Regions from separate parts of the Homo sapiens genome. Here region 1 is linked to region 2. Evidence: read pairs that join two places in POLR2A ChIA-PET (ENCODE). Cell type or tissue: CD4-positive, alpha-beta T cell. All regions are shown on one strand. Each heading gives the region's core, and the rest is flanking DNA. Links, peaks and the distances in the headings are about the cores only.

What was found. ChIA-PET counts read pairs that join two places held together with the same protein. Peaks named below come from ENCODE experiments on the same cell type or tissue, not always from the same donor. Only the 100,000 strongest peaks of a DNase experiment are listed, where the experiment ranks them.
Region 1: POLR2A ChIA-PET joins it to region 2 with 16 read pairs; 7 of 35 experiments call an interaction of 5 or more read pairs at or near these places.

Annotation. Positions count from the first base shown.
Region 1 is chr5:139,527,776-139,543,022 of GRCh38, forward strand. It overlaps a transcript of UBE2D2 not described here. Among named protein-coding and RNA genes, the nearest start is that of UBE2D2, 26 kb to the right of the region's middle. RefSeq lists a silencer at 12,657-12,853. In CD4-positive, alpha-beta T cell, for the core only: no CTCF peak of the experiment used is centred there; no DNase peak of the experiment used is centred there.
Region 2 is chr5:139,430,984-139,446,230 of GRCh38, forward strand. It overlaps DNAJC18 (DnaJ heat shock protein family (Hsp40) member C18), which reads right to left and starts at 8,542. Exons shown (of 8, transcript NM_152686.4): 1 at 8,423-8,542; 2 at 6,389-6,575. The coding sequence starts at 8,462. RefSeq lists enhancers at 6,612-7,112, 8,413-8,912 and a silencer at 8,100-8,209. In CD4-positive, alpha-beta T cell, for the core only: no CTCF peak of the experiment used is centred there; DNase peaks (open chromatin) are centred at 6,588, 8,208 and 8,578; H3K4me3 peaks cover 1,225 bases; H3K27ac peaks cover 1,146 bases.

The DNA of each region.
Region 1 (15,247 bases), core at 4,827-12,826, 98 kb after region 2:
AATGTTGTATAATTTAAAAGTAATAAGGCCTCCTGTGTACTATTAAGACAGATGCAAATTCCTGGTTGAAATGGATCAAATATTCCATCTGCACATTAAACAAAAGCAATTGTTATGCTTGTGCACATGGCAGGCCAGAGGCCCTGATTGTCCCCCTTCCACTAAGGTGGTCCTCTAGTCGACCAGGCGTGGACTGCATGGTAGCTCTTTTCCAGGATTCTACAGCCTGGAGTAATAAGTCATGCCAAGCTCTCTCTGCTATATCCCAAAGTCTCTGCGGGTCAGCCCCCAAGGGCCATGCAGCTTCTGTCTCCCAACACTAAGTTCACTTCGTGTCTCTCACGGCAGAGAGGAAACTTAGTATTCCTTGGAGACCTGAAGGGATGCAGTGAGCTTAAGAATTTTCAAGAGCTTATCAATCAGTCAGCCCTTGTTCATCCCCGAGTGGATGTGTGGTGGTATTGTGGTGGACCTTTACTGGGCACTCTGCCAAATAACTAGTGTGGCACTTGTGCTTTAGTCCATTTGGCTATCCCTTTCACCCTGGCATTTCATCAACCAAAAAAAAAAAGAAAAAAGAAAAACTCATGTCGGCCCCAGCCCTGAGGCTACCTGACCTGACAAAACTCTTTACACTCTGTGTCAGAAAGAGAAAAAATGGCAGTTGGAGTTTTAACCCAGAATGTAGGGCCCTGACCAAGGCCAGTGGCCTATCTCTCAAAACAACTAGACGGGGTTTCCAAAGGCTGGCCCCCATGTCCAAGGGTCCTGGCAGCAAGGGCCCTGTTAGCACAAGAAGCAAATAAGCTAACTCTTAGACAAAACCTAAACATAAAGTCCCCCCATGCTATGGTGATTTTAATAAATAACAAAGGAAACCATTAGCTAATGAATGCTAGACTAACTAGATACCAAAGCTTGCTCTGTGAAAATCCCCGCATAACCACTGAAGTTTGCAACACCCTAAACCCTGCCACCTTGCTCCCCGTATCAGAGAGCCCAGTTAAACATAACTGTGTAGAAGTACTGGACTCAGTTTATTCTAGTAGGCCCAACCACTGAGACCACGCTTAAACATCAGTAGACTAGGAGCTGTACGTGGATAGGAGAAGCTTCGCCAACCCCTGCAAAGTGACTCTGAAGAAGATGACAAGCCCTGCTCCAGTCACACCCGGAAGCTGACTTGTACACACATGGCCGAAGCATGAGGAAACTCATTGCGGGACTCATTTTCCTCAAAATTTGGACTTGTACAATAAGGACTTCAACTGACCTTCCTCAGACTGAAAACTGTTCCCAGTATATACATCAGGTCACTGAGGTAGGACAAAAGATTGCTACAGTCATATTATTTTATAGTTATTATGAATGCCTAAGAACTCCAAAAGGAACCTGTTTGTATAATAACACTCAGTATAAAGTAGGTAATCCAGGCAGTGACCAGCCCAATGTGTGCTATGACCCCTCTGAACCTCCCAAGATCACAGTCTTTGAAGTAAGACTAAGGACTGGTCCTTTTCTAGGTGACACAAGTAAAGTAATAGCTAGAACAGAAGAAAAAGGGGTCCCCAAAAATGTAATCTTAAAATTTGATGCCTGTGCTGCTATTAATAGTAAACAGCATGGGATAAGATGCAGTTCTCTAGATTGGAAAAAAAGTTACACAGCAGAAAATAAGTACATCTGTCAAAAATCATATTTATGCGAGATGTGTCAATACTGGTCTTGTGTCATTTGAGCTACTTAAAAAGAAAATAAAAAAAGATCCTGTTTGGCTCCAAAAATGAAAAGTCAGCCCCTCCTGCACAAGTGGGAGCTGCATCCTTTTAAAATTGATAATCACAAACCCCTCAGACCCAAGTAAAATAAAAAAAAATGTAACATTAGGCATTGATGGAAAAGGGCTGGATCTTAGTGTAAGCATCCTAATAAAAGGAGAGGTTCAAAAACGCTCTCCAGAACCAGTATTTCAGACCTTCTACCAGTATTTTCTACCAGTATTTCAGTATTTCATGATGAACTAAATGTGCCAGTACCTGAGATTCCAGGAAAAACTAAAAATTTGTTTTTTCCATTAGCCGAACATGTAGCCCAGTCTCTACAAGTCACCTCATGTTATGTCTGTGGAGGAACTGTAACAAGAGATCAATGGCCATGGGAAGCCCGAAAATTAGTTCCTACAGACCCAGTTCCTGATGAATTCCCAGCCCAAAAGAACCACCCTGACAATTTTTGGGTTCTAAAAGTCTCAATTATTGGACAGTATTGCATAGCTAGAGAAGGAAAAGGATTCACTCATCCTGTAAGGTGGCTTAGTTGTCTTAGGCAAAAGCTGTATAATGGTACCACAAAAACAGTTACATGGTAGAGTTCCAATCACACAGAAAGGAATCCATTCAGCAAATTTCCAAAGTTGCAGACTGTTTGGGCCCACCCAGAATTCCACCAGGACTGGACGGCCCCCACCAGGTTATACTGGATATGTGGACACAGAGCTTATGCTAAGCTGCCTGATCAGGACAGGTAGCTGTATAATTGGCACCATTAAGCCATCTTTCTTCTTACTGCCCATAAAAACAGGTGAACTTCTAGGCTTCCCAGTCTATGCTTCCTGCAAAAAATGAAGCATAGCCATAAGTGATTAGAAAAATAATGAATGGCCCTCTGAAAGAATCATACAATACTATAGACCCGCCACTTAGGCACAAGAAGGCTCATGAGGATATCGAACCCCTATCTACATGCTCAACTGAATCATACAGTTGCAAGCTGTTTTAGAAATTATTACTAATAAAACCGGTCAAGCCTTGACCGTTCTTGCCCAGCAAGAGACTCTGATGAGAAATGCTATCTATCAAAATAGAATAGTTCTTGACAACTTGGTAGCAGCTGAAGGAGGAGTTTGTAGAAAATTTAACCGTACTAATTATTGTCTACACATAGATGATCAGGGGCAAGTAGTTGAGAATATAGTTAAAGATATAACAAAACTGGCACATGTACCTGTGCAAGTGTGGCATGGACTCAGTCCGGGAGCCATGTTTGAAAATTGGTTCCCAGCAATAGGAAAATTTAAAACTCTTGTAATAAAAATAATAATAGTAATAGGAACCTGCTTACTGCTCCCTTGTCTTATACCTGTATTTCTCCAAATGATAAAAAACTTCGTTGCCACCTTAGTTCACAAAAATGCTTCAGCACAAGCATACTATGTAAATCACTATCAATCTATTGCACAAAAAGACATAAGTAGCAAAAACAAAAGTGAGAACTCCCACTAATAAAAAGTGAGAGTCTCAAAGGGGGGGAAATGAGGGAAGAGAGAGACCCTCTCATATTGTTTTATATTATTTTATACTCAGTACCTGTTTTAAGAAAAAACAACAAAGAAGTAAAATCAAAGACAGGCAGCCCGGCACCAGGCCTGAAAGCAGGCCTGGGCCTGCCTGGCCTAAACCCAGTAGTTAAAAATCAACCCATAACTTAGAAACTGATGTTATTCATAGATTCCAGCCATTGTATAGAAGAACATTGTGAAATTCCCTGCCCTGTTCTGTTTCTCTCTGACCACCGGTGCATGCAGCCCCTGTCACGTACCGCCTGCCTGCTCAAATCAATCACAACCCTTTCATGTGAAATCTTTAGTGTTGTGAGCCCTTAAAAGGGACAGAAATTGTGCACTCGGGGAGATCGGATTTTAAGGCAGTAGCTTGCCGATGCTCCCAGCTGAATAAAGCCCTTCTACAACTCGGTGTCTGAGAGGTTTTGTCTGTGGCTTGTCCTGCTACAAGCTGAGATTGCATCACATACCCCTGCACTCCAGCTTGGGTGACAGAGTGAGACCCTATCCAAAAAAAAAAAAAGAAAGAAAAAGAAAGAAAGAAAAGAAAAGAAAATAATGCCTGGCTGGACACTGTGGCACATGCCTGTAATCCCAGCACTTTGGGAGGCCGAAGTGGGAGGATCACTTGAGCTCAGGAGTTTTAGAACAGCCTGGGCAACAGTGTGGGACCTTGTCTCTACAAAAAATACAAAAACAAAAACAAAAACAAAAACAAAAAACCAGGTGGGTATAGTGGAATGCACCTGTAATCCCAGCTACTCGGGAGGCTAGGGTGGGAGGTTTGCTTGAACCCAGGGGGTCGAAGCTGCAATGAGCCATGGTCATGCAGCTGCACTCCACCCTGGGCAACAGAGAAAGATCCTGGTTGTGTTTTTTTTTTAATTATGCATGACCTCATTTATGATGAGGGATGTTTTGGGGGTGTGAGGAAACACTGTTGGTGGGGGATGTAAATGAGTACAACTTCCTTAGCAAATAATCTGTTAATATCTATCGAAAATTTCAGTTTGCATATCCTTTGACATAGCAATATTACATCTAGGAATTTATTCTACTTTTTTTTTTTTTTTGGGGGGGACAGAGTCTTGCTCTGTTGCCCAGGCTGAAGTACAGTGGCACGATCTCGGCTCACTGCAATCGACCTCCACCTCCCGGGTTCAAGCAATTCTACTGCCTCAGCCTCCCCAGTAGCTGAGATTACAGGCGCCTGCAACAACTCCCGGCTAGTTTTCGTATTTTTTTTTTTTTTCTGAGATGGAGTCTCATTCTGTTGCCCAGGCTGGAGGGCAGTGGCACGATCTCGGCTCACTGCAAGCTCCGCCTCCTCGGTTCACGCCATTCTCTTGCCTCAGCCTCCCGAGTAGCTGGGACTACAGGTGCCCGACATCACACCCGGCTAATTTTTTGTATTTTTAGTGGAGACGGAGTTTCACCATATTAGCCAGGATGGTATCAATCTCCTGACCTCGTGATCCGCCCGCCTTGGCCTCCCAAAATGCTGGGATTACAGGCGTGAGCCACCGCGCTTGGCCTAGTTTTTGTATATCTAGTAGAGACAAGGTTTCACCATGTTGGCCACATTGGTCTCGAACTCCTGACCTCAACGGATCAGCCTGCCTCGGCCTCCCAAAGTGCTGGGATTACAGGCATGAACCTCCATGCCTTGCCCTATTCTACTATTTTTAATGTGCTAAAAAATGAACCTCAGCCAGGCACGGTGGCTCACTCCAGTAATCCTAGCACTTTGGAAGGCCAAGGCGGGTGGATCACCTGAGATCAGGAGTTTGAGACCAGCCTGGCCAACATGGCGAAACCCCGTCTCTACTAAAAAATACAAAAATTAGCTGGGCGTGGTGGCACTTGCCTGTTATCCCAGCTACTCGGGAGGCTGAGGCTGGAGAATCACTTGAACCCGGGAGGCGGAGGTTGCAGTAAGCTGAGATCGCGCCACTGGACTCCAGCCTGGGTGACAGAGCAAGACTCCATCTCAAAAAAAAAAAAAAATATATGGACCTCAACTCCTCAACTTAAATATCCTTCAATAGGGGATATACATACACATACACACTTTTTTTGGTGTGTGAGAGATGGAGTCTCACTCTGTCCCCCAGACTGAGTGCAGTGGTGCAATCTCAGCTCACTACAACCTCTGTGTTGAAAAAAAAATCATTGAATTGTACACCTAAAATGAATGAAATTGATGGCATGTAAATTATACCTCAAAAAAGAGGTTGAAAGGAAAAGAAAAGGGGCCGGGCGTGGTGGCTCACGCCTGTAATCCCCAACACTTTGGGAGGCCAAGGCAGGTGTATCACCTGAGGTCAGGAGTTCAAGACCAGCCTGGCCAACATGGCAAGTTCCTGTCTACTAAAAATACAAAAATTAGCTGGGCGTGGTGTCTGGCGCCGTTAATCCCAGCTACTCGGGAGGCTGAGGCAGGAGAATCGCTTGAACCAGGGAGGAGGAGGTTGCGGTGAGCCCAAGATCGCGCCATTGCACTCTAGCCTGGGCAACAAGAGCTAAACTCCGTCTCAAAAAAAAAAGAAAAGAAAAGAAAAGAAAAGGATTGATAAATTGATAAGGACCAGTGTATTACTGGGAGCGTCAGAAAACAAGTAATTCCAAGAATTTAACTAGAGAACAATCTCAGCATAAATTAAAAAACATCTTTTTTTTTTTTTTGAGACGGAGTCTCACTCTGTCACCCAGGCTGGAGTGCAGTGGCAGGATATTGGCTCACAGCAACCTCCGCCTCCCGGGTTCAAGCGATTCTCCTGCCTCAGCCTCCCGAGTAGCTGGGATTACAGGCGCCCGCCACCAAGCCTGGCTAATTTTTGTATATTTAGTAGAGACACGGTTTCACCATTTTGGCCAGGCTGGTCTTGAACTCTTGACCTTGTGACCCACCCGCCTCAGCCTCTCAAAGTGCTGGGATTACAGGCGTGAGCCACCGCGCCTGGCAAAAAAAACATTTTTTTTTTTAACCTGCACATTCTTTGACCTGGCATCTTCACTTCTGGAAATTTATTACAGGCCAGGCACAGTGTCTCACACCTGTAATCCCAGCATTTTGGGAGGCCCAGGCGGGCAGATCACCTGAGGTCAGGAGTTCGAGACCAGCCTGACCAACATGGAGAAAACCGGTCTCTACTAAAAATGCAAAATTAGCCAGGGGCAGTGGCTCACGCCTGTAATCCCAGCACTTTGGAAGCCTGAGGCAGGCTGATCACGAGGTCAGGAGATCGAGACCATCCTGGCTAACACGGTGAAACCTCTTCTCTACTAAAAATACAAACCATTAGCCGGGCGTCGTGGCGGGCGCCTGTAGTCCCAGCTACTCAGGAGGCTGAGGCAGGAGAATGGCGTGAACCCCGGAGTCGGAGCTTGCAGTGAGCCGAGATCGCGCCACTGCACTCCAACCTGGGTGACAGAGTGAGACACTGTCTCAGGAAAAAAAAAAAAAAAAAATTAGCCAGGCATGGTGGCACATGTCTGTAATCCCAGCTACTCAGGAGGCTGAGGCAGGAGAATCGCTTGAACCTGTGAGGCTGAGGTTGTGGTGAGCAGAGATCATGCCATTGCACTCCAGCCTGGGCAACAAGAGTGAAACTCTGTCTCAAAAAAAAGCATAAAAAAAAGAAATTTATTCTAAGGAAACAGTTAATTGGGCACAAACATTTGTACAATAATATTTCCTATAGTATTGTTTAGAATATTGAATATCTGAAAATAATTCAAGGCTGGGTGCGGTGGCTCACACCTGTAATCCCAGCAGTTTGGGAGGCCAAGGCTAGAGGATTGCTTGAGCTCAGGAGTTCAAGACCAGCCTGGGCAACATGGCAAAACCTTGTCTCTGCTAAAAATAGAAAAATTAGCCAGGTTTGGTGGTACATGCCTGTAGTCCCAGCTACTCAGGAGGCTGAGGTGGGGAGAATCGCTTGAACCTGGGAGGCAGAGGTTTCAGTGAACCAAGATCTCATGCCACGGCGCTCCAGCCTGGGTGACAAAGTGAGACTTTATCTCAAATAAATAAATAAATAAATAAAGTCAGGGTGTGGTGGCTCACGCCTGTAATCCCAGCACTTTGGGAGGCAGAGGCAGGTGGGTCACGAGGTCAGGAGTTCAAGACCAGCCCGGCCAAGATGGTGAAATCCCGTCTCTACTAAAAATACAAAAAAAAAAAAAAAAAGAGACTTGCATGGTGGCGGGCACCTGTAGTCCCAGCTACATGGGAGGCTGAGGCAGGAGAATTGCTTGAACCTGGGAGGCAGAGGTTGCAGTGAGCCGAGATCGCGCCATTGCACTCCAGCCTGGGAGCGAGACTCCGTCTCAAAAAAAAACAAAAAACAAAAAAACAAAAATCAGCCGGATGCAGTGGCAGACGCCTGTAATCCCAGCTACTTTGGAGGCTGAGGCGGGAGAATTGCTTGAACCCAGGAGGCAGAGGTTGCAGTGAGCCGAGATCACACGACTGCACTCCAGCCTGGGTGACAGAGTGACACTATCTCAAAAAAAAATTCAAAAGTTCTCTAATAGAGAATTAGTTAAATAAATATGGAAGGCTATGCCCCTATCAAAGAGCATGAGGCAGGTTTCCATGTATTGACACAAAAGATATTTATGATATACATTTTTATTATTATGGAACATCTGCAACATATACAAAGGTAGAGGAAATGTATTACAGTGAGCTCTCATGCACTCCTTATCCAGCTTCAACAATTACTAACTGTGAGAAGTCTTGTTTCATTAATACTTCCACTTGTTTACATTTTTTTCTTTTCTTTTTTTTGAGATGGAGTCTCGCTCTGTTGCCCAGACTGGAGTGCAGTGGCGTGATCTCGGCTCACTGCAACCTCTGCCTGCCAGGTTCCAGTGATCCTCCTGCCTCAGCCTCCCAAGTATCTGGAATTACAGGCACCCACCACCACACCCGGCTAAGTTTTGTATTTTTATTTATGTATTTATTTATTATTTTATTTATTTATTTATTTATTTGAGACTGAGTTTCGCTGTTGTTGCCCAGGCTAGAGTGCAATGGCGTGATCTCAGCTTACCACAACCTCCACCTCCCAGGTTCCAGCAGTTCTCCTGCCTCAGCCTCCGGAGTAGCTGGGATTACAGGCATGTGCCACCATGCCCAGCTAATTTTGTATTTTTAGTATAGACAGGGTTTCTCCACATTGGTCAGGCTGGTCTCGAACTCCCGACCTTGAGTGATCCGCCCGCCTCCGCCTCCCAAAGTGTATTTATTTATTTTTTAGAGACAGAGTCTCACTCTGTAGCCCAGGCTGGAGTGCAGTGGCATAATCTTGGCTCACTGCAACCTCTGCCTCCCAGGTTCAAGCAATTCTCCTGCCTCAGCCTCCTGAGTAGCTGGGAATACAGGCACACGTGACCAAACCTGGCTAATTTTTTGTATTTTAGTAGAGACGCCCTGTTGTCCCGGATGGTCTGGAACTCCTGAGCTCAGGCAATTCACCCCCCTCAGCTTCCCAAAGTGCTAGGATTACAGGTGTGAGCCACCTTGCCCGGCAATTTTTGTATTTTTAGTAGAGGCTGTGTTTCACCCTGTTGGCCAGGCTGGTCTCCAACTCCTGAACTCATGTGATCCACCCACCTCAGCTTCCCAAAGTGCTGGGATTACAGGTGTGAGCCACCGCACCCGGCCCACTTGCTTACCTTTTATATTATTTTGAAGTAAATCCAAGATATCATTTCATCTGTAAACATAACCATACACAGTATTATTATCATGCTTTAAAAAGTAGTAAACCCAGGCTGGACGAGGTGACTCACGCCTGTAATCCCAGCACTTTGGGAGGCCAAGGCGGGCGGAACACGAGGTCAGGAGATCGAGACCATCCTGGCTAACATGGTGAAACCCCGTTTCTACTAAAAATACAAAAAGAAAATTAGCCGGGCATGGTGGCGGATGCCTGTAGTCCCAGCTACTCGGGAGGCTGAGGCAGGAGAATGGCATGAACCCGGGAGGCGGTGCTTGCAGTGAGCTGAGATCATGCCACTGCACTCCAGCCTGGGAGACAGAGCGAGACTCTGTCTCACAAAAAAAAAAAAAACAACAAAAAGTAATATACCCTTAATATGCTCAAATATCTAGTCATTGTTCAAATTTCCAATTGTCTTATAAACTTCATTTTTAATAGTTTTTTGAAGCGGAATGTAAACAGGGTTCATACATTGTGATTGATTGTTATGCTTCTTAAATATCATTTTTAACAGCTTTATTGAGATAAAATTCACATACCATGCAATCCACTCATTTAAAAAGTACGATTCAATCGATTTTAGTATATTCACAGAGTTGTTTGTCCATTGCCACAATCACTTTTATTAATTTTGCTTTGTTTTGTTTTGAGACAGTCTCGCTCTGTCACCCCGGCTGGAGTGCAGTGGTTCTCACCATGTCTCACCATGTTGGCTAGGCTGGTCTCAAACTCCTGACCTCAGGTGATCCACCCACCTTGGCTTCCCAAAGTGCTGGGATTATAGGCATGAGCCACCATGCTCGGCCTGGAAGAATTTTATTAAGAGAAATTTTCTGGCCAGGCGTGGTAGCTCACGCCTGTAATCCCAGCACTTTGGGAGGCCAAGGTGGGCGGATCACGAGGTCAGGAGATTGAGACCATCCTGGCTAACACGGTGAGACCCCTTCTCTACTAAAAATACAAAAAATTAGCTGGGCGTGTTGGTGGGCACCTGTAGTGCCAGCTACTGGGGAGGCTAAGGCAGGAGAATGATGTGAACCCGGGAGGCGGAGCTTGCAGTGAGCTGAGATCGTGCCACTGCACTCCATCCTGGGCAACAGAGCGAGACTCCGTCTCAAAAAAAAAAAAAAGAGAAACCTTCCCTATTTTGTTAACCTATGGCATGATACAGTTTTTTTGTTTGTTTGTTTGTTTGTTTTGTGGAGATAGAGTCTCACTCTTTCACCTTGGGCTGGAGTGCAATGGCAGGATCTTGGCTCACTGCAACCCCGCCTCCTGGGTTCAAGCAAGCATATGTGGCTAATTTTTGTATTTTTAGTGGAGATGGGGTTTTGCCATGTTGGCTAGGCTGGTCTCAAACCCCTGACCTCAAATCATCAGCCTGCCTCAGCCTCCCAAAGTGCTGGGATTGTAGGGGTGAGCCACCATACCTGGCATGGCATGACATAGTCTTGACAAATAAAAGTACTTTATAGAACACTCAAGTTCATAGCAGCATTACTCACAATAGCCAAAAGGTAGAAGTAACCCAAGTGTCCATCAGCAGATGAAGGGATAAACACAATAAATATCCATATAATTCAGACTTAAAAAGGAAAGAAATTCTACACATGCTACAACATAGATGAACCTAGAAGACATCATGCTAAGTAAAATAAGCCAGTATTCCAAAAGACAAATACTGAGGGATTCTACCAATGTGGGTAGAATCCCTTGGTAAAATATATATATATAAAACAGAGTCTGGTCACAGTGGCCCACGCCTGTAATCCCAGCACTTTGGGAGGCCGAGGCGGGCAGATCACCTGAGGTCAGGAGTTCAAGACCAGCCTGACCAACATGGAAAAACCCTGTCTCTACTAAAAATACAAAGGAATTAGCCGGGCATGGTGGCGCATGCCTGTAATCCCAGCTACTCCAGAGGCTGACGCAGGAGAATCATTTGAACCCAGGAGGCGGAGGTTGCGGTGAGCGATCATGCCATTGCACTCTAGCCAGGGCAACAAGAGCAAAATCCATCTAAAAAAAAAAAAAAAGCATTTTCATTATATGTATATTACTACAATAAAAAAATGTTTAAGTACATTGCAGAATGAAATACTAGTTGGCAACAAAAGGGACGAATGTTGACGCACACAATTTAGATGGATCTCAAGGGAATTACGTGACTGAGAAAAGTCAATCTCTTTTTTTTTGAGATGGCGTCTCGCTCTGTCGCCCAGGCTGGAGTGCAGTGGTGCGATCTCAGCTCACTGCAACCTCCACCTCCCGGGTTCAAGTAATTCTCCTGCCTCAGCCTCCTGAGTAGCTGGGATTACAGGCGCCCACCACCACGACCAGCTAATTTTTGTATTTTTAGTAGAGACGGGGTTTCAACATGTTGGTCAGGCTGGTCTCGAAACCCTGACCTCATGATCCACTTGCCTCGGCCTCCCAAAGTGCTAGGATTACAGGCATGAGCCACCGCACCTGGCCAGAAAAGTCAATCTCAAAAGGTCACATACTATATGATTCCATTTATATAACATTCTCAAAATGACAAAATTATAGACAGAAAATACATTAGTAATTGCCAGGGCTTAGGGAGATAGGGGTGTATGTGTGTGATTCTAAAGAGATGACATGAGGGAGATCTTTGTGGTGATAGAATAGTTCTGTATCTTGATTATGGTGATGGTTACGGGAATCTGTACATATGATAAAATGGTATAAAACTATATACACACATTGTACCAACATCAATTTCCTAATTTATTTTTTTTTAGACGGGATCACCGTCTGTCACCCAGGCGGGAGTGCAGTGGCTCGATCTCGGCTGACTGCAACCTCTGCCTCCCGGGTTCAAGCGATTCTCCTGCCTCAGCCTCCCAAGTAGCTGGAACTACAAGTGCCCGCCACCATGCCTGGCTAATTTTTGTATTTTTAGTAGATATCGTGTTGGGTTTCGCCATGTTGGCCAGGCTGGTCTCAAACTCCTGACCTCAAGTGATCCACCTGCCTCAGCTTCCCAAAGTGCTGGGATTACAGGTGTGAGCCACTGTGCCCGGACAATATCCTTGTTTTGACATTGTACTATGTATATATTTTCTGAGACGGAGTTTCTTTCTTGTTGCCCAGGCTGGAGTGCAATAGCACAATCTCGGCTCACTGCAACCTCCGCCTCCTGGGTTCAAGCGATTCTCCTGCCTCAGCCTCCCGAGTAGCTGGGATTACAGGCATGCACCACTACGCCTGGCTAATTTTGTATTTTTAGTAGAGATGGTGTTTCACCATGTTGGCCAGGCTGGTCGCAAACTCCCAACCTCAGGTGATCAGCCTGCTTCGACCTCCCAAAGTGCTGGGATTACAGCCATGAGCCACCACGCCGGGCTATACTATAATTATATAAGATGTAACCATTGGGGGAAAATGGATGAAGGGAACACTGGAACTCTCTGTACTATTTTTGCTAGTTCCAGTGAATCTATAAATATTTTTAAAAATAACATTTAAATAGTACATCGACATAACCTTCTATGTGACATAAACCCATCTTTGTTTAAAAAAAAGTTAGCTGGGTGTTGTGGCGGGCGCCTGTAGTCTCAGCTACTCGGGAGGCTGAGGCAGGAGAATGGCGTGAACCCGGGAGGTGGAGCTTGCAGTGAGCCAAGATTGTGCCACTGCACTCCAGCCTAGGCGACAGAGCAAGACTCCATCTCAAAAAAAAAAAAAAAAAGAATAATAGCTATCTAATTATCTGTTATTATCCCAGTATACCTTAGAGGAAACCAATGTGCAGGTTTGATTGTTAGCCTGTATTCTTAACCACTATGACATACAGTGTCTATATTTGTGTATACAATATTTACATTAAAAAGTTTGGGTCAGGCACGGTGGTTCATGCCTGTAATGCCAGCACTTTGGGAGGCCAAGGTGGGCGGATCACCTGAGGTCAGGAGTTCGAGAGCAGCCTGCCCAACATGGCAAAACCCTATCTCTACTAAAAATACAAAAAAAATTTGCTGGGCATGGTGGCAGGCACCTGTAGTCCCAGCTACTCGGGAGGCTGAGGCAGGAGAATTGCTTGAACCTGGAGGTGGAGGTTGCAGTGAGCCGAGATCGTGCCACTGCACTCCAGCCTGGGCGACAAGAGCAAAACTCAGTCTCAAAAAAAAAAAAGTCTGGATGCAGCTGGGCACGGTAGCTCATCCCTGTAATCCCAACCCTTTGGGAGGCTAAGGCGGGTGGATTGTTTGAGGTCATGAGTTCGAGAGCAGCCTGGCCAACATGGTGAAACACTGTCTCTACTAAAAATACAAAAATTAGCTGGGCGTGGTAGCATGTGCCTGTAATCCTAGCTACTTGGGAGGCTGAGGCAGGAGAATCACTTGAACCTGAGAGATGGAGGTTGCAGTGAACTGAGATCTGGCCATTGTACTCCAGCCTGGGCCACAAAGTGAGACTCTGTTTCGAAGAAAAAAAAAAAGCGGGGGGACCGGGCATGGTGGCTCACGCTTATAATCCCAGCACTTTGGGAGGCCGAGGTGGGCGGATCACAAGTTCAGGAGTTCGAGACCAGCCTGGCCAACACAGTGAAACCTCGTCTCTACTAAGAATACAAAAATTAGCCAGGCATGGTGGTGGGCGCCTGTAATCCCAGCTACTCAGGAGGCTGAGGCAGGAGAATTGCTTGAATCCAGGAGGCAGAGGTTGCAGTGAGCCAAGATCGGGCCACTGCACTCCAGCCTGGGCCACAGAGCTAGACTCCATTTCAAAAAAAAAAAAAAAAAAAAAAGGTACACATAGGGCTCAATGCTGGCACCTGTAGTCAGAACTACTCAGTAGCTGAGGTGGGAGGATCATTTGACTCCAGGAGTTGGAGTTTAGCCTGAGCAACATAACTAGAACAACCCTACAAAAAAAAAATAATAAAAATAAAAAGTCTCCGGGCTCAGTGGCTCACACCTGTAATCCCAGCATTTTGGGAGGCTGAGGATGGCGGATCACTGGAGTTCAGGAGTTGGAGACTGGCCTGGCCAACATGGTGAAACCCTGTCTCTACTAAAAATACAAAAATTAGCCGGGTATGGTGGCACACAACTGTAATCCCAGCACTTTGGGAGGCTGAGGTGGGCAGATCGCCTGAGGTCAGGAGTTCAAGACCAGCCTGGCCAACATGGCAAAAACCCATCTCTACTAAGTATACAAAAAGTAGCCGGGCATGGTGGCGTGCACCTGTAATCCCAGCTACTCAGGAGGCTGAGGCAGGAGAATTGCTTGAACCTGGGAGGCGGAGGTTGCAGTGAGCTGAGATGGTGTCACTGCATTCCACCCTGGGCGACAGAGCGAGACTCCATCTCAACAACAACAACAAAAAGTGTGAATTCACGAGTACCATTTGTTAGTGATAGTTATTCCTGGGAAGGTAGAGTGGTAGAGAAACAGGCTTACAGGCATGAGCCACCACACTCAGCCTGGAAGAATTCTATTAAGAGAAACTCCCTAACCTACTATTTTGTTAACCTATGGCATGATACAGTTTGTTTTGTTTTGTTTTGTGGAGATAGAGTCTCACTCTTTCACCTTGGGCTGGAGTGCAGTGGCAGGATCTCGGCTCACTGCAACCCCGCCTCCTGGGTTCAAGCAAGCATATGTGGCTAATTTTTGTATTTTTAGTGGAGATGGGGTTTTGCCGTGTTGGCTAGGCTGGTCTCAAACCCCTGACCTCAAATCATCAGCCTGCCTCAGCCTCCCAAAGTGCTGGGATTACAGGGGTCAGCCACCACGCCTGGCATGGCATGACATAGTTTTGACAAATAAAAGTTCTTTATAGAACACTCAGGTTCATAGCAGCATTACTCACAATAGCCAAAAGGTAGAAGTAACCCAAGTGTCCATCAGCAGATGAAGGGATAAACATAATAAATATCCATATAATTCAGACTTAAAAAGGAAATAAATTCTACACATGCTACAACATAGATGAACCTAGAAGACATCATGCTAAGTAAAATAAGCCAACTGTATGGGTTTGTTTCTGTGTTGTTTTAATAGTTTACACAAACATATGTAACTTTTTATTTGTTCATTGAGACGGAGTCGCTCTGTCGTCCAGGATGGAGTGCAGTGGCCTGATCTCAGCTCACTGCAACCTCTGCCTCCCAGGTTCAAGCGATTCTCCTGCCTCAGCCTCCTG
Region 2 (15,247 bases), core at 3,157-11,156:
AGTAAGGCAGGCAGAGATTCGGAGCTTCGTTGGGAAATTCATCGTAAGTCAGTAACACAGGTTGGACTCTAATGCAGGGTCTGGGCTGTCAGCAGATCCCTTCCACATGAGCTGCCCATGGGGAGTCTTTGAATCCCCAGCCCAGTTTCCAATCTCTGCTTCCATGGCAGACACTCAGGACTCCCTCTCCTAAATTTACTATTTGTTTAATAATGCTTTATTGAGAAATAATCCACGTACCATAAAGTTCACCCTTTTAAAATGTACAATTCATTAGTTTTTAAATACATTTTTAGAGGTGTGCATCTATCACCACTATCTCATTTCAGGACATTTTTATCACCCCAAAAAGAAACTCTATACTCCTTAGTAGTCACTCCCACTTCTCCCCCAGCCCCTGGGACCCACTAATCTACTTTCCCCTCTATAGATTTGCTTATTCTGAATATTTTACATAAAAGGAGTTATATAACATGTAGCTTTTTGTATCTGGCTTCTTTCACTTACTGTAATTTTTTCAAGGTTCATCCATGTTGTAGCATGAATCTGTTCATCCCTTTTTGTTACAAAATAGTATTTCATTGTATGGATATACACCATGTTGCTTGTCCATTATCAGTTAATGGACATTGGGTTGTTTCCCCTTTGGGGTCGTTATGAATAATATTGCTATGGACATTCATGTACAAGTTTTTTTGTGGAAGTATATTTATATTTCTCTTGGAATATACTAGGAGTAGATTGCTAGGTCAATAATCTTAATTTTCTTCTGAACCTTAAGAGGAATTGCCATATTGTTTTCCAAACTGGCTGCATTCCTACCAGCAATGTACAAAGGTTCCAATTTATCTGCTTCTTTATAAACACTTATCATCCACCTTTTTGACTATAGACATTCCAGTGGGTATATCTCATTGTGGTTTTGATTTGCATTTCCCTAATGACTAAAGATGTTGAACAAGTTTACATATGCTTACTAACCATATATATATCTTCTTTATTCATATATGGAGGAATATATAGGAGGAATGCCTATTCAGACCCTTTGCCCATTTTTCCAATTGGGTTATTTGTCTTCTTATTGTTGAGTTTTAAGAGAACTTTGTACGTTCCAGATAAAGTCCCTTATCAGATATACAGTTTTTAAATGTTTTCTCCCATTCTGTGGGTTGACTTTTCACATTCTTTTTTTTTTTTTGAGATAGAGTTTCACTCTTGTCATCTAGGCTGGAGTGCGATGGCATGTTTTCGACTCACTGCAACCTCCTCCTCCCAGGTTCAAGCAATTCTCCTGCCTCAGACTCCCGAGTAGCTGGGATTATAGGCACCTGCCACCACACCCAGCTAATTTTTGTATTTTTAGTAGAGACGGGGTTTCACCATGTTGGCCAGGATGGTCTTGAACTCCTGACCTTGTGATCCACCTGCCTTGGCCTCCCAAAGTGCTGGGATTACAGGCGTGAGCCACCGCGCCTGGCCACAGAACTTTATTTTTTTTTAGAGACAGGGTAGGGTCCCTGTCACCCAGGCTGGAGTGCAGTGGCACGATCATAGCTCACTGCAGCCTCCAACTCCTGGGCTCAAGTAATTCTCCTGCCTCAGCCTCCCAAGTAGCTGAGACTACAGGCATGCACCATAACCCTGAGTTAATCCAAAAGAACTTTTTAAAGGCAGTCCCTTAATGGCAAAGTACTTCCTGACTTCACGAAGAAAATATCAATGGAGCCAGTCCAGAAAAAGGGCTCTCAGTGCCCAGGCCTTCTTGCTGTACAACCAAAAGGCTGGCAGCTGGTGTTCATCTTTTCCATTCAAGGCTCAGGGGTTAGCAACTTTATATATAATGGCAGCCCCCATCATAAACTGAACTGCATTTGCACAAAATAGCAGAGTTAGCCTATCCCTTCCTGCCTTATATCCTGATGCTCACTTCTCATCCTTACTAGTACAATGTCCTTTGTGACATTTCTTTTCCAGAATAGGGCACTTTTGTCTGCACTAAAAAGTTGATGAGGTAGGGCTGGCCGCAGGGTTCACACCTGTAATCCCAGCACTTTGAGAGACTGAGGTGAGTGGAAGCCTTGAGCTCAGGCATGCGATAAGTAATAATCACATCATGGACTGTATGCCTTTCTTATAGCAGTCCTGCACCCATATAAAAGCTTCATTTTCAATATGAGATGAAAAGGTATTTTGCAAAAAGTGCAATGTTTTCTTACCTGCTGGCATTAAGTGCAGGTGGATCACAAGGCCAGGAGTTTAAGACCAGCCTGGCTAACATGGTGAAACCCCATCTCTACTAAAAATACAAAAATTAGCTGGGCATGATGGTGGGCGCCTGTAATCCCAGCTACTTGGGAGGCTGAGGCAGGACAATCGCTTGAACCTGGGAGGTGGAGGTTGCAGTGAGCCAAGATCGTGCCACTGCACTCCGGCTTGGGCGACAAGAGCAAAACTCCATCTCAAAAAAAAAAAAAAACAAAACTGGAGAACTGCAAGAGATCACTTTTTACTGCTATACATAATTTACTCAAGAGACAAACTGCTCACAAAGAGATGATTAGCATCATGTGGCATTTTAAGCAGATACTCCCAATACTTGAGGCTCAGCAAAATAACAGGAGCTAACTACAAAATTATTACAGTAGTACAGTACTACTGTTAATTTTATGCAGGTGTGATTAATACTGCACCTGTATGTTTACATTTTTCTCAAATGCAAATGGTACCATGTAGTCTCAAGTGTTTGTGAGCATATGTTTTGATAGATTTTCACTTTTTATAATAGATTTGTGTATATTTTATGATAGTAAATGATAAAATAGACTAGAATCTAGATATATTTTATGCATTCATATAATTTTCTTAATTTTTTGGTATGTCCATGCTCCATGGTTTGTGAGATGGTGATGATGATGATTATTATTTGAGACAGAGTTTCGCTCTTGTTGCCCAGGCTGGAGTGCAATGGCACAATCACAGCTCACTGCAACCTCTGCCTTCTGGGTTCAAACAATTCTCCCGCCTCAGCCTCCCAAGTAGCTGGGATTACAGGTGTGCGCCACCACGCCTGACTAGTTTTGTATTTTTAGTAGAGACGGAGTTTTGCCGTGTTGCCCAGGCTGGTCTCAAACTTCTGAGCCCAAGTATTCTTCCTGCCTTGGCCTCCTAAAGTGCTGAGATTACAGATGTGAGCCACTTTTTCAAATTGTTGCAAATCTAAAAAATTTTTCCAATGTATTTATCTTTTAAAATTGACATATAAAAATCCATGGTTCAAACTGATGCCACTCAAACCTGTGTTGTTCAAAGGCCAACTGTATCTCTTTTTTAAAACTATTTATTTATTTATTTGTATATAGAGACAGGGTCTTGCTTTGTCACCCAGGCTGGATTGCAGTAGGGTGATCATAGCTCACCTCAGCCTCGAACTCCTGGGCTCAAGGGATCCACCTACCTCAGCCTTCTGAGTAGCTGGGATTTTGGGTGCATGCCACCACACCTGGCTAAATTTTTATTTTTAGTAGAGACAGGGCCTCGCTATGTCGCTCAGGCTCGTCTTGAACTCCTAGCTTCAAGAGATCCTCCTATCTCAGCCTCCCAAAGTTTTGAATTACAGGCATGAGCCACCACACCCAGCCTCAACTATATTTTCTTAATTTCATTTTTTTATTGTTCATTGCTAGTATATAGAAAAATGATAATTTTTGTATATTGATCTTATATCCTGTAACTTTGTCCAACTTGTTTATTAGTTCTAACAGTATTTGTGTGTGTGTGTGTGTGTGTATTCATTAGGATTTTCCATTTACAAGATCATGTCATCTGTGGATGTAGTTTTACTCTTCTTTCCAATTTGGATGGCTTTTATTTCTTTTTCTTGCTTAAATGCCCTGGCTTGACCCTCTAGTACAATGTTGAACAGAGTGGCAAGAGTGAACAGACATACTTGTCTTGTTCCTGATCTTGGTGGGAAAACACCTAGTTGTTCACCTTTAAGTATGATGTTAACTGTGGATTTCTGTAGATGGACTTTATCAGGTCGAGGAAGTTCCCTTCTATTCCTAGTTAAGTGTTTTTATTATGAAAGAGTGTTGGGGCTGGGCGCAGTGGCTCACACCTGTAATCCCAGCACTTTGGGAGGCCGAGGCGGGCAGATCACAAGGTCACGAGACCATCCTGGCCAACATGGTGAAACCCCGTCTCTACTAAAAATACAAAAATTAGCTAGGCATGGTGGTGCGCGTCTGTAGTCACAGCTACTCAGGAAGCTGAGGCCAGAGAATCGCTTGAACCTGGGAGGCAGGGGTTGCAGTGAGCCGAGATCGTGGCATTGCACTCCAGCCTGGGTGACAGAGCAAGAATCCGTCTCAAAAAAAAAAGAGTGTTGGATTTTGTTAAATGCTTTTTCTGTACCTATTGAAATGATCGTGTGATTTTTGTCCTTTATTCTATTAACATGGTATGTTACATTGATTGACTTGTGTGTGTTAAACAATCCTGCAATACTGGGATAAATCCCACTTGGTGAAAATATATAATACTTTTTACATTGCTGTATTTGTTTTACTAGTATTTTATTGAATATTTTAAAATCTATATCCATAAGGGATATTGGTTGATAATTTAGACTTCTTATGATATTTTTGTCTGGTTTTGGTTACAGAGTTAATACTGGTCTCAAAGAATGAAGCCAGCTGGGCCTGGACTTTTCTTCATTGGAAGTTTTTTTTTTTTTTTTTTTTTTTTTTTCAGACAAGGTCTCCCTCTGTCACCCAGACTAGAGTGCAGTGGTGCTCACTGTAGCCTCGCCCTTCCTGGCTCCATCAATCCTCCTACCTCAGCCTCCTGAGCAGCTGGAACTGCAGGTGTGCACCACCATGCTCGGCTAATTTTTGTGGGGTCTTTTTGTTTGTTTTTTATTGTACTAATGAAGTTTCGCCATGTTGGCCAGGCTGGTCTTGAACTCCTGGGCTCAAGTGATCCTCCCACCTCAGCCTCCCAAAGTAATGGGATTACAGGCATGAGTCACCATGTCCAGCTAGAATTTTTTTGATTGTTAATTAAATCACCTTATTTGTTGTAGGTCTACTTGGGTTTTCCTTTTTTTTTTCTTTTTCTTTTTTGGAAATAAGGTCTCTGTCACCGAAGCTGCAATGCAGTGGCACTACCATAGCTTACTGTAACCTCAGATTCCTAGGCTCAAGTGATTCTCCTGCTTCAGTCTCCAAAGTAGCTGGGACCACAGGCATGTGCCACCATGCCCAAGTATTTTTTTTTTCTTTTTTTAGAGATAATGTATTGCTGTGTTGCCCAGGCTGGTCTCAAACTCCTGGTCTCAAGCAATCCTCCTGCCTCAGCACCCCCAAAGCTCTGGGATTACAGGTGTGACCCACCATGCCTGGCCTCCATTTTTCTTGGGTCAGTTTCAGTAATTTGTGTCTTTCTAGGCATTTGCTGATTTTATCTAGGTTATCTAATTTGTTGGCACACAATTGTTCATAGTATTTGGATTGGTAGGGATATCCCTCTTTCTTTTTTTTTTTTTTTTTTTTTTTTGAGAGACAGGGTCTTGCTCTGCTGTGCGATTATGACTCACTGTAGCTTCAACCTACTGGGTTCAAGCAATCCTCCTGCCTCAGCCTCTCAAGTAGCTGGGACTACAGGTTGGTGCCATCATACCAAGCTAATTTTTGTATATATATATTTTTTGGAAGAGAGGGGGTTTCACTGTATTGTCCAGGCTGTCTAGTTCCTTAAGGTAGATTAGGTTACTGATTTGGAGTCTTTTTTAAAAAAATAAGCATTTAGAGCTATAAATTTCCTTCTAAGCACTGTTTTAGCTGCATCCTATACATTTTAGTACGTCGTGTTTTCATTTTCACTCATCTCAAAGCATTTTCTAGCTTTCCTAGTGATTTATTCTGTGACTTGCTTGCTTATTAGGAGCTTGTAGTTTAATTTCCACATATTTGTGAATTTCTCAAATTTCCCTTTGTTTTTGATTTCAGAGAACATACACTGTATGATTTCAATCTTTTTAAATTTATTGAGGCTTGTTTTATGACCTAAGATATGGTCTATCCTGGAGAATATTCTATGTATCCTTAAGAAGAAAATCGTTCTGTTGTTGTTGAAAGAATGTCCTGTAGATGTGTGTTGTGTCTAGTCGGTTTCTGCTGCCTCTCTTAAAGTAGAAGCAGGGTAGTCAGTTCATGTTATACCCTAATATTCCACTTCTATTCAGTCTTCCCTCTGAGGTCAAGAAGCTAGTATGCCTCAATTATCATCATCATCATCATTATCATCAGTCAATACTTACATAGCACATCCAGGCACTCTTCTAAGCACTTTCCATAAAATCACTCATTTAATCTCACCACATGCTCACCTTTGTACCCCAAGCAGCTGTTCCTCACTATACGTGGAGTTCCCCTCACCCTGCCGGGTCTGAGTCCACTCATTCTCAGACTTCTTTTCCTTTTGTGCCTTCATGCAGTTACAGCAGCCACAGGGGTCATGACTCTCAGGAGGTGTGTCTTCTGGGTATTTGTTTCTTCTAACTGCGTCAATGTAAGCTGCAAACAACAGCCCCTCCATTAGGTCTCCATCTGACCCTGAAAATCAACTTTGCAACCTGCCTTTCCTCTCTGGGAGGCTGCTCGTAAGCATGAGAAGGTAAGCATGATGGCCAGGGCTAGAGGCGTCATGCTGACTTTTAAGCACTCATACAAAGCTGAATAAACATGTTTCTCTGTGGTCCGTGGTCAGAAGAGACACTGCTCGTAAAATAGTATTTTTTGTTGCAGTGCCTCCCACCCCTAAAATTTAAAGTAGAGAGGAGTTCAATTCTTTTACACTAACAATTATAGAACTAATATATACCAAGGAACTTGGCTAGAAGATCAAGAGGGCGGATGGGTAAGATCTACTCCTGACCACAAAGAGGTTAGTTTAATGCAAGCTTGTCCAACCCGCGGCCCACAGGTGGCATGTGGCCCAGCACGGCTTTGAGCTCAATACAAATTCGTAAACTTTCTTAGAACATTATGAGGGCCGGGCGCGGTGGCTCACGCCTGTAATCCCAGCACTTTGGGAGGCCAAGGCGGGCGGATCACGAGGTCAGGAGATCGAGACCATCCTGGCTAACACCGTGAAACTCCGTCTCTACTAAAAATACAACAAATTAGCCGGGCGTGGTGGCAGGCGCCTGTAGTCCCAGCTACTCGGGAGGCTGAGGCAGGAGAATGGCGTGAACCCGGGAGGCGGAGGTTGCAGTGAGCCGAGATCGCGCTACTGCACTCCAGCCTGGGTGATAGAGCGAGACTCCGTCTCAAAAAAAAAAAAAAGAACATTATGAGATTTTTTTTTGCAATTTTTTTAAAGTTCATTAGCTGTCATCAGTTAGTTATTTAGTCGTCAGTTAGTGTATTTTATGTGTGGCCCAAGACAATTCTTCTTCCAATGTGGTCCAGGGAAGCCAAAAGATTGGATACCCCTGGTTTAAAGGGAGAAGATTCAATAACAACACCTGCAGAATGTAAAGAGGGTCATAAGCAATACAGTCAAAAGGGGCAGAGCACTCATGTCTTCTCTGGAGGACCTGAGAAAGGCTTTAACAACATCTTTCTTCCGCTTAACATCCCTCAGCTACCTCCACCCACTGCTCCTGGACAGTCTTCCTCTAAGTCGGCCTGGCTAACTCCGACGCATCCTTCTTGTCACCATTTGTAACACTTTCTGCAAGAAACCTCCCTTGACAGCCAGTCTGCGTTAGGTACCTTGTAAGTGTGCTCTCCAAATCCCTGACCTTGCTGTGTAGCCCAGGCGTTTTGTATTATTCGCCCGTTTTGTAATTGGCTGTTCAGTCGTCAAACTCTCTCAGTGGGCTGCGAGTTTTGTGAGCTAAGGGACCCATGTCAGTCAAATCCCCACTGCAGAATCAGCATTAGGCGGGGCACACAATAGGTATTGGATCAATATTTTTTGCCTGACTGTAGGGTGGAAAAGGCTGGTCCTGATGCCGGCTGGAGCGACATGATCAAACAGGGACTGAAGGTCAGGTGGCCCAGTTAGGCGAAAGATAAGGGCCAGGTTAGCAAGCTGCGGAGAGACCGCAGCACCCCACGGGCCCTCCAGTCACCTTGGCATGGGCGGGGCCTGACAGCTGCGGGCCCTGGGCGGGGCACGGGCGGGGGCGGGGCTGGGGGCCGGAGGCAACAAGTCGTCACCGGTGACTCTGGGCTCGCGGTCGGTCCCCAGCTTCCCTACCCCATCCGCAACCCTACTCAGGCTCAGCATCTTTTCACAGGCCTCTATCCATCACCTCAGACCCAGGATCTCAGCCCTTGTGCGTCTTCAGGATCCTCATCCCTGATCTCTCCCGAAGGCCGCCCTATCCCTCCTTCAGGCGGGGACCTAGTACCTTCCGTCCAGCGCTCCCCGCTGCCCAGAGTCGCCGCCATATCGGTTCCCAATCAGCAGGTCCGCCGAGCCTCCCCCGTGCCCGAGGCTGAAAGAGAAGGGGGCGCGGAGCGCGGGGCACGCTGGTCATTGTAGTCCAGTCCATATGAGCTCCCGGGGCACTGGACTACAACTCCCGGCAGGCTCTGCGCCAGAGGCCGTGGGAGACGCAGAGAAGTGCTCGACCTTCGTCAGGAGATCTGTGGAAGAGTGCTGCTGCCAGCTGCCAGCTGCCTGCAGCACGGCTCTTGGCTTTTCCTCATTTGTAGAGTTGGGATAGTGGCTTCGGCCCTGCCTAACCCTAGGGACATCCAAGGAGGGGCGACTGAAGTCCTGCCTGGAAAGGGCTTCGCAAACTATAGGCTAGAGGGTGACAGTATGACTATTATGCTCCTCAGGGATGTCTTTTTGAAGCATACGCTAATGCCTGTTCTGTGCAGTCAGTGGTAGGCCCTGGAGATTCAGAGATGGGTTTTGGGGATGCGGAACCCAGCCTTTGGAAGCTTGAGTCAGGAAAATAGAAAAGTGATGTAGATTTATGGGGTTGGAGGGCAATCTCAGTATGTCCCTACTGCCCCAGCTCCTCAGGCACTGGACATCAGAGGGTATCGGGGTGGAGAAAGAAGACATGGAAAGGTATTGGGGCCGGCATGAAGAGCCTCCATCTTTGCTGTTCCTGTCCTTCCTCCAACCCATCCTACTCCAACACCCCTCTGACACTTTTCTCCTCTCTTCCAGTCTAGTTATCTCTTTAGCCCATTCGTTTCTTTTCTGAAGGACCAGACATTGAGATTAGTAAAAAGGAAATGAGGAAATAAATATTCTTGCTGTTCCTCATCCAGGTATGGATGGAACCTAGCAAAGAATAAAAGCAACACTTTCTTCATAGGTGGATGGCTACAGTTCATCCCCAAACAAAAAATTACCCAGAATTAACTGAGGTCTTACCCAAGAAGACCAAATCAATCATGATATCAACTAGCACCTACTTAGGCAGTTGGGGAGAGATGTATATTCCTGGACATAAACTTGGAAGGGTAAAAGCACCAAAGGGCATGCAGTTCCAGCCCTTGCCTACAGTCATGGCCCTGGCATCACTGACATTATGCCCACTTAAGAACTCAGAGAACGGCCGGGCGCGGTGGCTTATGCCTGTAATCCCAACACTTTGGGAGGCCGCGGCAGGCGGATCGCGAGGTCAGGAGATCGAGACCATTCTGACCAACATGGTGAAACCCCGTCTCTACCAAAAATACAAAAATTAGCTGGGCATGGTGGCGTGTGCCTGTAGTCCCAGCTGCTCGGGAGGGAGGCTGAGGCAGGAGAATCGCTTGAACCCAGGGGGCGGAGGTTGTAGTGAGCCAAGATCGCGTCACTGCACTCCAGCCTGGGTGACAGAGTGAGACTCTGTCTCAGAAAAAAAACAAAAAACAAAACTCAGATAACAAGGCCTTTCAAGTGGAAAAAGCACTGGTCTAGAAGTTGTATAGGTGTTATATTAATAGCTGGGGTTTTGCCACAAATCATTGCGTGATCCTGAACATCTCCTTTTTCCTTCTTCTTTGGCCTCAGTCTCATCACCTATAAAACGAGAAGGTTGGATTCAATTAGTAGTTTTGTTTGTTTGCTTTTTGAGACAGAGTCTTACTCTGTCGCCAGGCTGGAGTGTAGTGGCATAATCTCGGCTCACTGCAACCTCTGACTCCCTGGTTCAAGCGATTCTCCTGCATCAGCCTCCCGAGTAGCCGGGACTACAGTCGCACGCCACCATGCCCAGCTAATTTTTGTATTTTTGGTAGAGACGGGATTTCACTATGTTGGCCAAGATGGCCTCAATCTCCTGACCTTGTGATCTGCCCGCCTCAGCCTCCCAAAGTGGTGTGATTACAGGCGTGAGCCACCGCACCCGGCCTCAATTAGCGGTTTTTAAATTGAGGAATCCTTAAGGCTTAATGTGCAGATGTCTCTGGAATCTTCTATTGAGGAGTGGGAGCGGGGAGGAAGGCATAGCAGGGAAGGCACTAGCACCTCACCCTTCTTCAATCAAAGAAGCTCTGTTTTTTTCTGTTTTGTATTTTGTGGTCTACTAAAGGAAAGAAAACCTACATGTTTGAAAACTACCAAACCAGTTGACCACTAAAGGCTTGTGTCATTTGTAATATCAGTTTCTCCTGGAGCACTTAAAGTCAGTGTTCTTCCCTCATCCCCACCCCCATAAGCACTGAGAAAGTAACAGTTGTCTAGAAATTTGGTCATTTTCACTTAATTTAGGAGGAGGAATTTAGCATAGTGGTTAAAAAATCTGCATAGGATTGCCGTAGGATATAGTAAGATAATGCTTGCAAAGCTTTTAGCACCTCATCTGGCATGTAGTATGTGTTTAATAAATGCTGACCACTGTTATAGACTGGCTCAGAGGAAGAGAAACCATTTTTTATAGTTTGACATTGTAAATTAGGAGCAAAGGGGTATATATGGGGTATATCATAAGGTCCTGGATATAACTAACTGGACCCCATTCCTGTCTATCTGGCAATCATTACCTGCAAATAAGACAAGAAGCAAAACACTACCAAAAAGGGCTGGGAAGTTGCTTGTCCATGTACCCTAACCCCTGAATCCAGCCACTAAAACTGGTGATTTTCTCCCTTTCAGAAACAGAAGAAGATGGCAAAAGTGAACTAGTATGAGAAGGTTTTGGGTCATCCTAAATCCAATGAATTATGGATGTCCTTAAACTTGAGAGGCAAAGGAGGCCCCAGAACCATGAGATGAGTCAAAAGCTCAGCTCTAGGACACTGGACCTATGACCAGCTAACTAATCCACGGAGCAGTGTACTCACAGAAAGCTGGATCCTGAAGGTCCTTCTTGTGCTCTGCAGCTGAGGGAACTGATCAGGGACATCCATCAGGTGGTTGAATATAAAAAGGAAGTTCTTCTGGTTTGGGGAGGCTAGACCGCCTGCTCTAGAAGATGGACAGCTGAGGGTGGGATAGACCTTGGAGTCCAGGGGCACAGGGAAAAGGTCTGGAGGTACTACCTGGAGATGTTAGAATACCATGAAGTCAGAGGTGTTTGGCTGAGAGTGGGCTGTTAGAGCACTGTAGGGGTTAACTGGATTGAGAGGAGCAACTATGAATTATGAGACTATCTAGGAGCAGAGCCTAGGTTCAAGAGTATTGGACAAGATTTGGGAAGCTGGGGCCTCTTCCCAAATCTTAGCTGCTGTCTGGTAGCTAAGCATCCTCTCTCCTCATGCTCTGAAACCTTACATCCCCTTCTTTTCCAGACTTCTTTTCATTTACTTCTAGAACAGTAACAAAAATGGTTTAGCATTATGACCTTCTCAAATATTGCCAAGTATCCACATGTATTCTTCAGTTTGTTTACACCTCAACTAACACTTCTGGATGAATTTTTTTTTTATGATCGCATCACTTGGACTAACGCGAAACTCTAAAGCTCAACATTAAGAATACTTCTGTGACAGTTTTTGCTTAAACTCATCAACTAGTCAGCAAAAATAATCCTCACTGTAAAGTTCAATTTCTGTGTTTTGTAAAAGAGGAAGCTGTGGGCCCAAAGAGTATAGGATGGAGATGCCAGTCGAAAAGGACCCACAGGAAAAGTGAGAGGGTAACTGGGAAGGAGATAAGGGAAGAGAAATTGGGGTCTCCAAGGCAGTTCTCAAAGAGAAGGAGGTAGATGTGGAAAGAAGTTTGACGAAGAGAGAAAGGAGGACATCCACAAACCCAGGAAAAGACTGGTGGACAGAATCACACAGTGTTTTCCAGCACATTCAAATTTAATAGAGTAGTACTAGCTGGGCTTGGGGAAATTGTGTGCCAGAACTAGGTCAAGGGGGCCTGCAATGATCCTTCATCTGCTAAACCATTTTACCTTAGGGCCAGCCTCAGATTTCTCTCAGTTTTCTCCACTTACTTTATTTTTTTGAGACAGGGTCTTATTCTGTTACACGGGCTGGAGTGCAGTGGCGCTATCACAACTCACTGTAGCCTTGATCTCTTGGGCTCAAGCGATCCTCCCACCTCAGCCTCCTGAGTAGCTGGGACCACAGGCACATGCCACTATGCCCACTATGCCTGGCTTTTTTTTTGTTTGTTTTTAAGATATGGGATCTCACTATATTACCCAGGCTGGTCTGGAACTCCTGGGTTCAAGCAATCCTGCCCCCGGGGACTTCCCAAGTGTTGGGATTAAGGCGCCTCCACTTACTTACATGTTGAACTGTAATGGATTCTTGCTGGTGATACTGAGGTCTGTCCTGTGCCCTATATGATTGAGATGCTGCCCCATCCAGCCCTAGAAGAAAGAAGCTGAGTAAATGATCCTCCTGTCCCACTGGGCCTGTGTGTCTGTGCTGGTTTATTGGTTGCCCTCCCATAGGATGAGGGAAAAAATGAGAGAAGGACATTCTGCAGCTAGCCCCCAATCCCCGCCACCTGTTCCTGTTTAAGGACCACGTAGTCCTGTGTGAGAAAAGGGAGGAAGTCATCTTGTAAACAATCATCATCCTGTTGTCTAGACATGAAGGAAGAGATAGGGTTTCAAGGAAGCTGCAAGGGCTGCAGAAGGCTGCACTCAGATTTCCTGTCAGAGGTGGCATCTTGGATTTGCATAAATAGTAGGCTCCTCCAGGAGAAACCTCTCTATTAGAGTTTGCTCCAGAGCAGAATTCAGCATTTAATTCATCCTCAACCCCTTCCCAAAGGATAGAGTTACTTAGCAACAGGAAAATCCACATGGCTTATGTGGTACTGCGGTGTCAGTGTCAGGGTAAAAGCCTTTCAATCTCAAAGATTATTAATACCAGTTGTCTCCCTCTTCCCCCACATATAAATACCTTATGACTAACAGCTTATATACGCAGGTCATTGCCCAGAGTCAGAGGAAAATGTGTGGTTTTATAATGAAGATGACAGCTGAGTTACTTAGAATGAAGCCCCATGTCCTTGACCTGATTAGTCCAGTATGATGAGCAGCTGTACTCAGTGCCCATGGCAGGCAGAATAACAACAGCACAAACAGAATCCTAGACATTGTTATGTCACCTGAGGGGTTCCATCCCAATGGTGGATGTTGGACCAGAAGTGGCTACTAAGTCATGTGCTGTTGGCTGTGAGATTTAAATCAAATATATATGAATTATTTAAAAAATACTAGCCAAGGCCGGGCATGGTGGCTCACACCTGTAATCCCACAACTTTGGAAGGCTGAGGTGGCCGGATCACCTGAGGTCAGGAGTTCGACACCAGCCTGCCCAATATGGTGAAATCCCATCTCTACTAAAAATACAAAATTAGCCAGGCGTGGTGGTGGGTACCTGTAATCCCAGCTACTCAGGAGGCTGAGGCAGGAGAATCACTTGAACCTGGGAGGCAGAGGTTGCAGCGAGTGGAGATCGTGCCATTGCACTCCAGCCTGGCAACAAGTGTGAAACTCCACCTCAAAAAACAAAAAACAAAAAACAAACAACTAACCAGGTGTGATGGCTCACACCTATAATCCCAGCACTTCGGGAGGCTGAGGGGGGAGGATGTCTTGAGCCCAGTAGTTTGTAACCAGCCTGAGCAACGTAGCAGGACCTCATTTCTACAAAAAATTTAAATAAATTAGCCGGTTGTGGTGGCACACGTCTATAGTCCCAGCTACTTGGGAGGCTGAGGCAGAAGGATCATTTGAGCCCAGGAGTTTGATGTTGCAGTGAGCTATCATTGTGCCATGCCACTGCACTCCAGCCTGGGAGGCAGAGCCAGACCCTGTCTTCTCTCCCCTCAAAAAATACTGCAGTATTGCTTTCGTAGGTTAGGTACCCCACAAAATAGACTCTGAGACGCTGAGATTTGCATACTAAAGGTTTCTTAGTGAGCACCCCTGGAACAACAGCTATGAGGAGTAAGGGAAGTAGGAATGGGGGCAAAGGAATTGAGGCAAGGGGTCCAGGTCTTCATTCCCACTCTTAGCCCCCATCAGCCAATCATCAACCAGCCAACAATCCCACAGCTGGGGAACAAGCGCCTTGATCCTGAAGTGGGACCTGGGTGCTGGTGCCCTACTCCAAGCTGTCTGCTACAATTGCTCACTTCCCAAGTATCTCCATGTTTATTATCCCATTTTACCTAGCCACTAGCCTGTGAGGTAGCCAGGGCCAGGTAGGGCGCATTCTTCCCTGTTAATACACAGGAGAAATGGAACTCCTGAGAATGTGAAAGGCTTGTCCAGAGCTGCCTGCAACTTGTCTCTGGCTCTCACCCAGAGTGATCTCTACTTAGCACATTGTATTCATTTTTTCCTACGTCCAGAGTCTATAGAACTGTGGAATGTAAGAATGAGAAAAGATAGTGAAGGCCAAGTCGTCCAGCCAGCTCACTTTAAAACCCGCCAGGCATGGTGGCTCATGCCTGTAATCCTAGCACTTTGGGAAGTCAGGGCAAGAGGATCACTTGAGCTCAGGAGTTTGAGACTGGCCTGGCCAACACGGCAAGAGCTTGTCTCTACAAAAAATTTTTAAAAATTAGCTAGGTGCAGTGGCTCATGCCAAGAGTCCCAGTTACTTAGAAGGCTGAGGTAGGATTGGTTGAGCTCAGGAACTCAAGGCTGCAGTGAGCCACGATTGTACCACTGCACTCCAGCAGTGGTACAAAAAAAAAAAAAAAGTAAAGATATAAGAGAACAGGCTTGGAGGAGGGGGACAATTGCACCCAAAGTCTGTGGCAGAGCCCAATCTTATGATCAGATTTCCTTCACCCAAGAGCCAGTTTAGAT